2 separate regions of the Homo sapiens genome follow, and region 1 is linked to region 2. A link is a contact called in ENCODE Hi-C or POLR2A ChIA-PET data. All regions are on one chromosome and are shown on one strand. Each heading gives the region's core, a stretch centred on a gene start or an enhancer-like site at or near the end of the contact. The rest is flanking DNA. Distances are from core to core; before and after follow the strand shown. Region 1 overlaps NRP1 (neuropilin 1). Region 2 holds the start of ITGB1 (integrin subunit beta 1).

Evidence for each region. A loop is a pair of places that touch in the nucleus more often than their neighbours do. ChIA-PET counts read pairs that join two places held with the same protein, here RNA polymerase II (POLR2A). Pooled maps may share reads with other maps.
Region 1: a pooled map shows a loop between it and region 2 (2.5-fold over the local background). The contact joins the enhancer-like site here to the promoter of ITGB1 in region 2. A Hi-C loop is called at or near these places in 1 of 50 pooled maps. POLR2A ChIA-PET finds 5 or more read pairs at or near these places in 3 of 52 experiments (Caco-2, Panc1 and activated CD4-positive, alpha-beta T cell).

What each region holds. Positions count from the first base shown.
Region 1 is chr10:33,190,694-33,194,829 of GRCh38, reverse strand. It overlaps NRP1 (neuropilin 1), which reads left to right. Exons shown (of 17, transcript NM_003873.7): 13 at 2,412-2,549. Among named protein-coding and RNA genes, the nearest start is that of IATPR, 76 kb to the right of the region's middle. Within about 2 kb of position 1,334, at least 17 of the 41 ENCODE cell types and tissues checked have a DNase peak (open chromatin) inside an H3K27ac peak, as active enhancers do; they include Panc1, where a contact is called at or near this core.
Region 2 is chr10:32,955,232-32,959,554 of GRCh38, reverse strand. ITGB1 (integrin subunit beta 1) reads left to right here and starts at 1,325. Exons shown (of 16, transcript NM_002211.4): 1 at 1,325-1,410. RefSeq lists an enhancer at 753-802 and silencers at 973-1,552, 1,623-2,072, 2,466-2,627.

The sequences.
Region 1 (4,136 bases), core at 85-2,584, 240 kb before region 2:
TTCCCTTTCTATAAATGTTTATGGGTGGTTTGTGTGTTTGTCTTTCTAGCCAGGCTGGAAGTTTCCACATTGAACCTCTCACTCCATAACCCTCCCCAACAAAAGGCATTGATCTAAAAACATATCCTTTAAATAACCAAATTGCCACAAGTTACATGATCAAGACAAGAAGATAAAAGAGCAGTAAAATACAAAAACTTAGAGCGGTTCACCTGGTTAAATGTACAGGATGGGGAAGGACATTGGAAGGTAAAGGCAGACTGTCATTCTCTGAAGCGAGAAGTGCCTGAAACATTTTTTCAGGCAAAGCGGTTCCATGTCCTGGTCATTTCAAAAATATCCAAGTTCCTACATTTTATGGTATCATCAGAATATGAAGAGCCAAAAGAATGGATGATGTCATTTTCTGTTCTATAAACAATAAATGTAATGTATTAACAAAGTAAATACAGGCAGAACTGTGTGTGCTGGGGTGGCTTTCTTTATCCTGAATGTGCATGTTTTATAAAGTACATTTAAGGAGAAAAATCAAAACCACACACACATTAACATGTTCCAATATTAACATTTTCTAACATGAGATTATGCAACAGTACATTTCAGGGTCATGGGCGTTGGCATCCAAGGTTGCTCAATCATTCAGTCACCGTTCAGTTGACTGTACTTCATCTACATAATTCAATCTTGCTGCGGAAAAGAGTGGTAAATTTTGGAGAGGGTTTCCCATGCCTTAAGAAGTCCTATTTCATGGCTATGATAGACTAGACATGAAATATATCTCTCCGATGACACTACAGCTGTGAAATATAGCCTGTTTGCACTAAATGAAAGTACTCACATTTTACACATCACATAGCTTACTAGTTTACTTTCCCAAACTGGCTCTGTCTACCCTTTGGGAGGTCACATTATCATTGGGAGAATCCAAACTGCTCCATTTGGACAGTTTTTATGGTGGATTCCTTCCAAAATTTGACATTAGCTCTAGAAAAGGGTTCCTTATAAACTAAAAATGCAAAGTAAATCATTCTTATCTATTCAATAAATCTTCCCATTAAAATTCCTCCTGCCATTGGGGGAGGGGCCATGGAGACAAGGCTCAGAGCAGAAGGCGAGATACTTTGTTAATAAACACAAGCAAGTTAAAGAAGCTCAAAATGAGATAAGGTCTTGGCCTGACCCTAATACAGCATCTAATACCAGACTTCCCTTATTGTTCATAGGGATTCTTTTGAGGCTTATTTTTAAGTTCAACGGTCCAGATGCCCCAGGCGCCTTCCTGTTTGTTTCAATGCTGCCACCTCGTGGACTGCCTAAAGTCAGTGACAAGCCTAAAGGCCCTTCGTCACTGGAGAAAACAGCTGCATCTGCGGGCTTCGTTCTTTATAGGAGGACGAAAGGAGGGGGCAGAAGCCCGAGAATTTCATCTTTAGAATTTTTTTTATTGTTAGCTTATGTTTACCAAAACAACAGTCATACTTGGAATAAGTAGCAATGATTTCATTTTTCCCATACTTAAAAGTTAAGCTCCTTTCAAAAAGAGGCTGTGTAAAATGTCAGGCTGTGGGTTTTAAAAACACCATAGTCCAACAGCACCTTGTAGGGCACACACAAGGCAAGTCATTCCCGTGAATTCATTCACGCTGTCTTTTCAGATTCCTAAGGAAGCCTTTTGAACATTAAAAAAAAGAAAAGAGAAGTAAAAACGGGTAGCTATTGAAATGGGCTTTGGATTTAGATGACCTTACATTGAGGTTTTAAGCCGGGTGAACAATTTATATGTAAATTTAGAAATTAAAAAAGCAGAAATTTATACTTAAATTAATCGACCTTATAGAAGGCATGGAAGAAAAAAAAATAATCCTAAAATGCTTAAGAGATTCTAACCCTGACATTAAAGACCTGAAGCATGAACTGGTGAGGTGGAAATAGAGAAAACCTCCTGGGTGAGGCATTTCGCCAAGTTACTTTCCACTTTTGAGGCTTCATGGGTCAATCTCTAATTAAGATTCTTTTCATTGGTGGGTATCAACTTATATGATTTATCCTCAAGAACAGAATGGCTTTCATATTAAATACTGTGGAAATGGGGAGAGTGCAGCAAATGTAATACACGTGCTTTAGAAAATAGCCTTCCTGGAGATTTTATGTAAACCCAATTTGACAGGCAGTCCATAATCCTTTTAAAGCTGGATTTTTAAAGAAATTACTAAATGTGGTTTTGCAAACATTTTGACATCTCCATGCATCTTTTGGTTTCTTGGTAATCCTGGCTTTCCTGGAATTTTCAAACAGACATAAAGTTGTATAAATCGTGCTTTCCATGAGTGAACCAAGGGCCTTTGTGACCCTAAATGATCAAATTTGCCTTTCTTTGCTTGTCTCTTATTTTTACTTCCCACCCACTGAAGAGTTTCCAACATATGGTTTTAACTGTGAATTTGGCTGGGGCTCTCACAAGACCTTCTGCCACTGGGAACATGACAATCACGTGCAGCTCAAGTGGAGTGTGTTGACCAGCAAGACGGGACCCATTCAGGATCACACAGGTATCACAGAGTTCACTTCGGCTGCATGGCTTTGCAGATTCTCTTTGATTCCGAGGCTGTGTTACTGGGAGGGTTTCTAATGTCTGTGAATTTAGGGCGGGTAGGAATTACTACAGGCGTTCACATGTGCTATTATTTTCTAGAATTAACAATGTCTCTTTCCCTAGTAGCGAGAAGCATAGGGCAAATCATAGTAATGCCCCTTGAAGTTGGCCACTGATTGGCCTCCTTGAAAACAGCAAATTGGGCAAGGATCTATGAATTAGCATTCATCTTATCCTTTTTTTTTTTTTTTTTTTTTTTGAAATGGAGTCTCACACTGTTGCCCGGGCTGGAATGCAGTGGCACTAGCTCCACTCACTGCAACCTCCGCCTCCTGGCTTCACACGATTCTCTTGCCTCAGCCTCCCAAGTACCTGGGATTACAGGCATACACCACCACACCCAGCTAATTTTTTGTATTTTTAGTAGAGACGGGATTTCACCACATTGGCCGGGCTGGTCTCGAACTCCTGACCTTGTGATCCACCCACCTCAGCTTCCCAAAGTGCTGGGATTATAGGTGTGAGGCACCGCAACTAGCCTCATCTTATACTTTTTCTGAACTTCTTATTTTGGGCAATTTCAAACATATTCACAAATGGAAAAGAAATAGTAGAATGAATTCTCTATGTGCACGACCCTGCTTCAACAATTATCAGATCATAGGAAACTTAATTTATGTCTGTCATCCCTGACTCTGAATTATTTTCAAACAAGTCCAAGCATATATTATGTCCCCTCGTTTATTTTACAACTAAAGAAACAATTCACAATGCTTGCTCTCTCCCGACCCTTGAAGGGGAGGTGGGGAAAGACGGTGTGGAATTCTTATTCACTGGGGAAAGATTGAAAGTGTAGTGTATTTCCTTTGAGCAGGTAGAAACCTCACCATGCCCTAGATCACAACCCTCCCACCACCTCCTGCCTTACTTTCTTCCTAAGATTAATTGGTGGGGGAGGAATGGGTTGGGGGACAGAAAAAGCTGGCAGCTTCTCCAGTGAACTCTATTATCTGCCCCCTTCCTGCTACCCACCTAGTCATTTCACTGCCCAACTTGAAGTACAGTATAAAGGACCAGCAGACTGGACGTGGTGGCTCACACCTGTAATCCCAGCACTTTGGGAGGCCAGAACAGGAGAATCAGTTGAGTTAGAGAGTTAGAGACCAGCCTGGGCAACATAGCAAGATACTGACACTACAAAATAAATTTTTTTTTTAAAATCAGCCAGGCATAAGGGCGCACACTTGTAGTCCCAGCTACTCAGAGTCTGTTTTAGGATCCTTTGAGCCTAGGAGTTCAAGGCTGCAGTGACCTATGATCACACCATTGCACTCCAGCCTGGGTGACAGAATTAGAACCTGTCTCTAAAGAGAAAAAAATAAAAATTAAAAATAAAGAAATAACCAGCCATGTCTGGCCCAACACACATGCACACACACACACATACACACACACACATATACACACTCACAACAAACGCCCAATCCATGAACTTCTGCACCCACTCAGAAATACTTACAGAGCACTGCTTGCTCAAGTAGTG
Region 2 (4,323 bases), core at 76-2,575:
ATAGGAACATCATTTAGCCTCTTAAGCTTGAACATCCATTAAGTGGGAAAAATAGTGCTCATTTCCTAGAGGTCTTCAGATTGGCTAATCAAGTTTTGATTTTGCTGGTAAGTAATGAGCAAATTTTCTTAGATGTGATCGCTTCATTTTCTCTTATATTGATTGGCAGCAGCCAAATGGGCATTCCAGTCCCTAATCTCCTGCAAGAGAAACACTTCTATTTCATAAATCTGGTAATTTTTGAGCTCTTTTCCCAACAGGGTGCTGCAGCTCACCAAGCGGAACCCACAGCATTTTCTGCTACCAGGATAGCAGCTTGCCAGTAGCATATACTAAATTACTGGGTTTCAGTATGATTTTGGCTGGTACAGACTTCAATCATCGAATCGACATGCGTTCAGCCATTCTCATAATGAATGTTTCCTTCTCTTTCAAACGTTGTTTCCAGCCCCAATCTCCAAATTTTTTTTTTTTAAGAGGTGAAACAGAAACTGTACTCCTTAGGAAGAAACTTTTCCTTCTCATCCCTGTTCCCCATAAAGGTACCTCCAGATAAATCTATCAAAAGCAGGACGCAACTCACCAGGTTTTCTAAAACGTTCCCCAGTCTCACCACCCTTCGTGACACCCATGGGTTTCCCAATTCTTCACCTTTCTCTTAGACACAGGCAAGCACATTATCACTCCAGAAAAGCAGTCCTGGCTTAGCCAGTTCCCTTCCAGAAGGACCACGTGGTTTTTGGCCCCATGGAGCCCTGCAGGGTAGGGGGGCTCACGGTCCCGATTTGCCTCGGGACTCAGGGGGCTTCCGAGATGCAGGATCTCCCGGGCTCGAAACGGGACATCAGTGGACAAACGGGAGCGAGGGTCGAACGCGCGGCTCCGAGGAAGAGGAACTTAAAGAACACGGGCCCAGCAGGCTACACCAGGAACGCGCGGGGCTCTAGGGCGCGTCCGACTCCTCCCGCCCTTCGCAGAGGAGGAAACTGAGGCACGGCGACTGTCTCAACGCAGTCCCGGCCCTGCCCCCCGCGGCCTCCCTCAGGCGCGCTCCCGCGCAGCCGGTTCCTTTGTCCCGGTCGCACTTCCTGCCCCATCCTCCGCCTCCTCCTAGCCCCGGGCCGGGCTGACGCGGCGGGAGAGGAATGCGTTTCCGGAGGGAGAGGGCGGCGGCGGCCTCGGGAGCGGGATCAGACGCGCAGAGGAGGCGGGGCCGCGGCTGGTTTCCTGCCGGGGGGCGGCTCTGGGCCGCCGAGTCCCCTCCTCCCGCCCCTGAGGAGGAGGAGCCGCCGCCACCCGCCGCGCCCGACACCCGGGAGGCCCCGCCAGCCCGCGGGAGAGGCCCAGCGGGAGTCGCGGAACAGCAGGCCCGAGCCCACCGCGCCGGGCCCCGGACGCCGCGCGGAAAAGGTAGGGGCCGGCGGGCCTCGGGTGTGGGAGCGCGGGCCGCGGCCTCCGGTCTCCTGTGCGCGGCAGCACTTAAAGCCGCCGGCCGGGCCGCGCCGGGACCTTTGTGCCGGGCGTGGGGGTGGGGGCGGGGGCGGGGGCGGGGGCGGCCGCCAGCGGTTGGGGGCTGGGGCAGGATTCCAGGCTAGTCCAGGAGGAAGTCCGCACGCCGCCACCCGCCTCGGGTCCCCGGCGCTGGCAGCCCCCGGGCGCAGAGCCAGCCCAGCCGCGTTCCGAACGTGAGGGTCGCCGGCCTGGGCGCTGTCACGTCGGGGCTGCCGGAGCTGCGGGGGACCGGGCCCGAACGGCCCCTGACACCTGCGGTCTCCCGCCGGGCTGGGCAAGCGCAGGTGGGAGCCAGCGAGGCCACCCGGGGCTCGGCGTTTGGGACTCGGCGCTCCCCTGGACGGGTCCGGTGCCTTTGTCTCTCGCTCCCTCGCGAGCTGCTGTCCTTGGAGCAGCGTCGAGCCAGCCGTCGGCGCCCGCGACGGGGACTGGTCTCCTCCGGCTGCCAGGAGGCGGCCCTGGGGCCAGCGCCGCGGGCGGGGGCGGCGGGAGCCGGGTAGAAGTTGGCTTAGTGGAGCCGCTGGGGACCGGGGGTGCGGTGGCGGCAGTGCAGTCCACTTCCCCGTGTTTATAAACGTCAAGAGTCGCCGGTCCCTGCCGGGCACCCCGGGACCAGGACGCATGGCCATGGCCAGCTTGTGCTCAGACCCGGTCCGCGAGCCTGAGAGCCCGGCCTGTGTCTAGTATCATTTTACCGCGTGTCATTTCTTAGGCTTCATAAATTGGATTTATGAGACTCCTACTCTCTAAGTAACTTTTATTTAATCAAATTCGTGCTTTTGAGTCCAAAACTTTGCACTCATTGGTATGATCATTAGTAAGTTGCATTCTCTAAGCTTCCGTTTCCTCATCTGTGAAATAGGAACAGTAATATCTACATTAATAATTCATTTTTATAATAATGACAGTGAGGGCCAAGTTTAGCTCTAGGCATTTTACATGTATTATTTAATTCTGGAACCGCTCTAATGAGATTGGTACTGTTTCGATTCCCATTTTCCGAGTGAAGAAACTGAGGCACAGGGAGCAAAAGTAAGTTGCCTGTGGTCATCAGGAGCTCCTGGAGAAGGCATGGGGTCTAGTTCCAGAGTCCGCGTTTAAACCACAAGTAACCTTCCTAACTATAGTTCTGAAAATCAAATGCAAAATGTAAAAAACTTAGCTTGAGAGTAGATGCTCAATGAGTATTGACTCCTTTTCAGCCCTTCTTTTATAGTAAAAAGATGTTAAAAATATCTCGGAAGATAATTGGTAACATCATTGGTAAGGTTTCTTTGGGCCAACATGCCACATGGTTAACTTAGGTGGGTAGAATTACTAGGTTATTTCGTTTTGTTTTGAGACAGGGTCTCTGTTGCCCAGGCTGGAGTGCAGAAGAGCCATCACAGCTCACTGCAGCCTCAACCTCCGAGGCTTAAGTTACTTTTCCACCTCAGCCTCTTGAGTAGCTGGGACTACAGGCGCCTGCCACCGTGCCCGGCTAATTTTTTTATTTTTTGTAGAGACAGGATTTCACTATGCTGCCCAGGCTGGCCTCAAACTCCTGGGCTCAAGCTGTCCTCTCTCACCGAGCTCCCAAAGTGCTGGGATTACAGGCGTGAGCCCCTGAACCTGGCCCTTAGGTTTTTTTATTTTTTTTTTTTTAATTGTAGTTTTAATGCTACAAAAATAACATGCTAGAGGAATTTAGATTAGACACCTTTCTTAAACCACATACGTCCTTTACGATAGGTTATACAGTAGACCAATTTTAGAAATGATTAAGGAACTTCAGTTGGCAGTTACCTGTTCATTTGTGGACATCAAGGCCCAGAGGGGTTAGGACTTAGAGTCTCACTATAATTCTCATATTTTTAAATAATGTTGACTCATTGATCAATATTATATAAGTGACTGAAGATGGTGAAGTGTTAAATAAAAAACATTGGTATTTTCATTACAGGCATTTGGGGAGAAAGTCATTTTACTTATCCCAAAATTGAGTATGAAGGTGGAAGATGTTATTAGAATGCTAGTTAAAAGGACAAAGAATGTGGTTAATACTTTAATTCTGTAAACAGGAAGCAAATAGATTGTTTAACTCGTCTGTGTTGACTTCAGACCTAAACCTACAATTTTAAGTGTTTGTGATTTTCTTAATGTAAAGTTCTATATTAAAGTTATTTTTTAATACCCTCAACATTCTGCACATGAGAAGCATGGAATCAGCAATTCTGAAAGTCACTGGATTTAGTAATTTTAACAATTAGGCAGCTTTCTGGTCAGTATAATTTAATTTAAATCAGCCCCGAATTACCATCACGAATGAAAATGTAGCTCTACATTGGTGTTCTTCCTAACTCTGGGAGTGACACTGGGGACATCTGGTCATATTATAATAATGAAAAGTGGTCAAACAACTTAACATGGTGCCAGTTTTCCTAAGCGTGCTTGCCACTGATTGTAATGCTTTTATTGTTTGGCTTCTTGATAAGTAAGTTATGGCTTACAGCGGTGAGTAGTATAGTGTTCTGTCTGAAAACATATTCATTAATATTCTGTAGCTGCTCTGGTTTGCCCTTAACTATGCTGCTAGTGTGATAAGCTGAAACATCTTGTAACTGGTAAAAGTTTCAGAGAACTTAACTTTCTGAATATGTAACAAGCTGCATGTATCTGAAAGGGTTCATTTAGACTTCTGTTAGATATTAGCAGATTTTCTCACTCTGCCAGAGAGTTAGGATCTGTTAGGTTGTGGGTGGAATCCTGGAGATTATGCCGGGTAAATATGTAAGTACCTGTATTGTATTAGCAGTGTTTACTCTGACTTGG